Linked DNA regions of Homo sapiens: region 2 is linked to region 1. Evidence: chromatin loops called from intact Hi-C (ENCODE). Cell type or tissue: PC-9. All regions are shown on one strand. Each heading gives the region's core, and the rest is flanking DNA. Links, peaks and the distances in the headings are about the cores only. Region 1 overlaps BBOX1-AS1 (BBOX1 antisense RNA 1). Region 2 has its middle 310 kb from the start of ANO3-AS1.

Region 1 (2,921 bases), core at 194-2,693:
CCGCAAATGCTGCTGCCTGATCATTCCTCTGGAAGTTTTGTCTCAGAGGAGTACCCGGCCGTATGAGGTGTCATTCCACCCCTACTGGGGGGTGCCTCCCAGTTAGGCTACTCGGGGGTCAGGGACCCACTTGAGGAGGCAGTCTGCCCATCTCTCAAGCTGCGTGCTGGGGGAACCACTACTCTCTTCAAAGCTCAGTTGGAAATGCAGAAATCACCCGTCTTCTGCATTGCTCATGCTGGGAGCTGTAGACTGGAGCTGTTCCTATTCGGCCATCTTGGCTCCCAAGCCATGATCACAAGTTCCAACAATAGGCTGTCTGCAAGCTGGAGGAGCAAGAAGAGCCAGTCCGAATCTTAAAACTGAAGAACTTGGAGTCTGATGTTCAAGTATTCCTGGAAGCATCCAGCACGAGAGAAAGATGTAGGTTGGGAAGCTAGGCCCATCTCCATTCTTGCTTTCTTATACACAAAATAAAAGAAAGTAAGCTCTGTGAATTGTTGATTGACTTGTATATCTCAAGTGTGAAGATTTATTTGATGAAAATGTTAAATATTTGTGAGTGTATAGCTTATGAGATGCAGCTATAATACGTTTAAACCAATGGAGTTTTATTGGCAGAGTAAACGTACACTTGCTTCTAATAATACTCACAATAAAAAATAAGGCCTGTCCCAAGTGCCTTAGCTATGGAGTAATCTGTATCAGTCAGAAAAACTTAACTCCACCCCCAGAAAAAGAGGTTAGCTACCTTCAGATTTGTCTCTGTTTATTTACTATGTAGACTCTAAATCCCATACTGGGGAGATTACCTGTGTTGTCAAGGTTTCCTTTCAAGAAACAACAAACTCTTCACAGGTCAGGTAGCACTTAAAGCTCATGAAATGGAGAATAAAGACAAAGTTGGCATTCTGGCATTCAGAAGGGAAAAGTCTTTAAAGAGTAAAAAACATTCCTATAGTTAGTTGTATAAGTGTACGGAACCATGGGGCATTGCATGACCCAATTTTGGGGCAATTCATGAGTAAGAAAGTGGAGAATTGACAAAGCGGTTAGAAAGGAGGCGTGTTCTACAACAAGACAAGATTACAGAGCCTTTTGGATAAATTAGGATTTCAGCTGGTGCCCCCAATTCACGTTTTTTTGTTTGGTTGGGTTTTTTGTTGTTGCTGTTTTTTGTTTTGTTTTGTTTTAGTAGAGATAGGGTTTCACCATGTTAGCCAGGATGGTTTCGATCTCCTGACCTCATGATCTGCCCACCTATGACTTCCCAAAGTGCTGGGATTACAGGCCTGAGCCACTGCTCCCGGCCTTCCAATTCACGTTTGGAAGAGGAAACTTGCAGATCGGAGTGACTCATTCTTCAAGTGTGTTCTTTAGGCAGGGCCTCCATCTAGTGGTTTGCCCTGGAAATTAACCCGCAGCCTTTATTAAATACACACTACTTCTTTTCACAAACTTTATGAAAATAGAAAATTAGAGCTCCCTCATGTAGCATGGCAGAGGAAAATTTCCCTCCTGAACTCATGAATTCTGTCCTTTCATTGCTTGCTAAGAAGTGCAGCATTCTTAACGTCTAGATTTTGTCATGCCCTCTCCATTCATGGAGTTTTCATACCCAGTGTATCTCTTTGCACATAGAAGAAAACTGTGATTTCTAACAACCAAAGAAACAAAACTGTGTGTGTCTATGTGTGTCTGTGTCTCTGTGTGTGTGTAGAGTGTGCTAAGAAAGAGCTCAGCTGTAGAATAGACAATAGCAATTGGTAAAGGTGTGGACATATCATAAGTATTAGTAAGAACAACAGGAGAATGGATGAATGTTAACTGGACAGTGAGATAAAAGCAGATGAACAAACTTGCAAGGGAGGAACAGCATGTCTCACCAGGAAGCAGAATGGGGCCAAAACAAGCTGAATCTCAGCTGGGACATACATAGTCACTGAATCAGTGACGTCAGATTTTCAGAGCTCTCCTGCTCCTATCTGTAACTTTGAACAAGTCCTTCTCCATGTGAGCTTCTGACATTTTATCACTGGATTTGTTTTTTTTTTTTTTTTTGGAAACGAAGTTTCACTCTTATTTCCCAGGCTGGAGTGCAATGGCATGATCTCGCCTCATTGCAACCTTCGCCTCCTCAGTTCAAGTGATTCTCCTGCCTCAGCCTCCTGAATAGCTGGGATTACAGGCACATGCCACCACACCCGGCTAATTTTCTGTACTTTTAGTAGAGACGGGATTTCACCATGTTGGCCAGGCTGGTCTCAAACTCCTGACCTCAGGTGACCACCCCCCTCGGCCTCCCAAAGTGCTGGGATTACAGGCGTGAGCCAGCGCACCTGACCTTATCACTGGATCTTAAAGCTGCTTTAGCCACATACCCCTTGGCAGGTCTGATAAGCAATATGGACCCTCTTCTCTCACTTACATTTAATTTTTTACACAATTTTTATGATTTAAGGACATCCCTGATTCCCAGTTTTACTATTTTGTAGAAAATAGGCCTGTGACAATTCTTAGCACTGGTGCAGTTTTTTCTTTTGTTTAATATTTCCTTATTTTCACTCTTAAACATTTTTCAGTCCCTTCTGTGTGTGCTCTCACATATTTTTCAGTGCCACTGACTCTGTTTTCCCCATCGTTGTTCATTTTTCCTTCTGTTTTCCGTTACTCATTTGTGTCATCTCTCTCCGTTTATGTGTTTTATTAGACATGTCGTCTTTCAGCCACACTAAGAGCAAACAGCCCACTTAAAGAAAATCTTTATGTCCCTCAAGACAGAATCAGAAAACATGACATGGGAAAGTAGATGAGTGATAGTGGGTAAGAAAGAAATTCTAAGAAGTCATGACAGTGAGAAATAAAGGAAGAAATGTACAGAAAGACACCAGATAAAGACCCTTCCAATTTAGGGCAGCACC
Region 2 (2,921 bases), core at 251-2,750, 1.2 Mb before region 1:
CCATCGTTTCCTCTGTCATAATCATCTCTGTGATACTAAAGAGGATCACTTAAGAGGAAGAATAAAGAATAACAGAGTGCAGCTCTTGAGTTTTTTGCAATATCAGAGTAGAAAGAAAACGAGCATATGTAATGTCACAAAACAAAGACAAGAAAATATCTCAAGAAGGGTTGTTTCATCTGTGTTTTCTATTGCTGAGTGGTTGATAAAAACAAGAACAGAGACGTGAACCTAATATTCGACCACATGAAAATTATTAATGACGTTAATAAAATAATAATTTGTGGAGTTGTGCTGGATGGGAGTATCAAAATTTGGCTGCAAGGGAGAGATAGAGAGGAAAATGAAACAGTATATATATTGCTATGAAAAGAAGCAGATAAATGGACAAACTGGTGATACTTGAAGAGGACATGAACAAATAAATTATTTTTTGAATTATTTTTCTATTAGTCTGTTTTCACACTGCTATAAAGATACTACCTGAGACTTGGTAACTTTTAAAGGAAAGAGGTTTAATTGACTCAGTTCCACATGGCTGGGGAGCCTCAGGAAGCTTACAATCATGGCTGAATACAAAGGAGAACAAAGTACCTTCTTCACAAGGCTGCGGGGTGGAGGTGGGGGGAAGCAGGAGACACTTATCAAACAACCAGATCTCTTGAGAACTCACTCACTATCACAAGAACAGCACAGAGTAAACTGTCCCATGATCCAATCACCTTCTGCCAGGTCCCTCTCTCAATATGTAAGGGTTACAATTTGGATTGCATTTTGAGACGAGATTTGGTTGGGGACACAGCCAAACCATATCAGCTAGCTAGATGTCTTTCTTTCTTTCGCTTATTTGTCTGTTTGTTTTGAGACAGAGTCTGTCTCTGTGGCCCAGGCTAGACTGTGGTAGTGCAATCTCGGCTCACTGCAACCTCCATCTCCCAAGCTCAAATTATCCTCTCAGCACAGCATCTCAATTAGCCAGGACCACAGGTCTGCACCACCATGCCCAGCTTTTTTTTTTTTTTTTTTTTTTTTTTGATTTTTGGTAGAGACAGGGTCTCACCATGTTACCCAGGCTGGTCTCAAACTCCTGAGCTCAAGCAATCCACCACCTCCGCCTCCCAAAGTGCTGGGGATACAGGCATGAGCCACTTCACCCGGCCCAACCATATCAGCTTTTTATTTCTAAAATGTTATGTGGGAGAATTTTTGTAGTGTGATAGGGATAAACCAGTAAATGGGAGAGATGATATTCTAAGGTAATTCAGAATAATTTCAGGATTGAAGTTCTTGATGACATTGTAAGGGATCATGTCTAGATCAGAAGCTGGGGAATGCACGGGTTGACCCTACAGAAAAGAAAATTCACCGGCAGTAATAGGGAGAATTTTGTGTACGTTCTTGAAAGAGTACATAAATGATCATTTCTATTTCCATAATGAATGTAAGTGGAGTTTGTCAGTTGAAACGGTGGTGGTCATAGAATAGGGTAGCTGGAGTGGAAATTTGACAAAAATGAACAGGTATGCACTAGTCATTTTAGAGATTAGGAAAGTCTCAATATCAGTGAAGTGTAATAGGACTATTATGCAGTGTTGAGGGTCATTTGATGTTTGCAAGTCTAGCCAGCATTTTTTTTTTTTTCACGCAGCTGTACCAGTGCCGACACAGAACAGCTGGACAGATGAGGTGAAAGGAATGTTTAAGTGAAAAAAATACATTCTCAGTTTCAGCCACAAAGTGGCAGTGTTTCCACAGTCAAGTCAATTGACCCTCATACGCCTCATAGGAAGACACGGTTTTGGGCTAGATAATCTTTAAGCTGTTTACCAGCCTTATGGTTTTGGAAAGACTTTAACAGTGTTCCATGTAATGTATTAAATATGTGAAGGAAGAAATATAGCAAAAAAGGAAAGAAGGAAGGGAGGGAGGGAAGGAAGGAGGGAGGGAATTACTCTAGAAATTATCAGCTCTATGACAAACGGCTCGAAATTAGGCACTGAAATACTATTTACTGCATTTCAAGTATTGGGATCTCTGCTGCAAAAACACATATTCTTTATCAGGGTGACCACCCATGAGAAGAGATTGTTGGCTGCAGGTGGGGGAATAAAATGGTCTCTGCTCACTGGAATGGCTTTCTCAGTTGATTTTGTGATGAGATTTGGTTTCATTAGACCTCACCTATCCCATTTCTGCTTTTATCACGTTAATTGTATAGGGGCTCTGATAGTCCTAAATATTATTTTTAAGCATTTTCTGGCTTATCTCTGAGTAATTACATGTGATAAAATGAAGAAGCTACAAAATTTCTAACCCATGATGGCTTTATATGCTGTTCAAAATTTTTTCTTCATGCTGAAATTCCCAGTTTAGAATCTATAAAATGTTTAATGAGATAGTTATTTGATAACATTTATTAAGTACTTATGATAATTAAAAACCCATAGAAATTTCAAAAAAAATACTATGTTACACAATGTTCTGGAATAAAGTAAATCTAACCAGCATTTTTTAAATAGACTTTTCTAAAATGAGAAGTGATACATTTCAAGAGGAAGATAAGATATTTTGTTGCTTTTCAGACAAGGGCTGAAGATTGCTTATTTAGAACGATTTTCAGGTTTCAAAATATACTCTTCAAAAACCGGTCTAAAATAGGAATGACACTTAGGATAGAAATAAAACAAAATATTTTCTCTGAATTAACATATGAATAATTATTATTTTTATTGAATGTTCACAAAAACATCATGAGAAAGGTACTAAGAAAGGTGAGGCACAGAAAGCAAGCAATTAAAGAAGTGATTTTGTCACTGTGCTCAATCAATCAAGCATATTATATCACTGTTGTTATAATTATCTAACTCTGATGAGTTACCAGCTGAAAGATCTTACTTAAAGCAGGTCCTTACCAGAAGAGC

Evidence for each region. Peaks named below come from ENCODE experiments on the same cell type or tissue, not always from the same donor. Only the 100,000 strongest peaks of a DNase experiment are listed, where the experiment ranks them.
Region 2: it touches region 1 in a loop (16-fold over the local background); 2 of 110 quality-filtered maps call a loop at or near these places.

Annotation. Positions count from the first base shown.
Region 1 is chr11:27,157,579-27,160,499 of GRCh38, forward strand. The region is part of intron 2 of BBOX1-AS1 (BBOX1 antisense RNA 1); the gene reads right to left. Among named protein-coding and RNA genes, the nearest start is that of BBOX1-AS1, 60 kb to the right of the region's middle. In PC-9, for the core only: a CTCF peak has its summit at 1,399 (motif pointing left); a DNase peak (open chromatin) is centred at 1,363.
Region 2 is chr11:25,980,459-25,983,379 of GRCh38, forward strand. No RefSeq gene overlaps it. Among named protein-coding and RNA genes, the nearest start is that of ANO3-AS1, 310 kb to the right of the region's middle. In PC-9, for the core only: a CTCF peak has its summit at 1,717; no DNase peak of the experiment used is centred there.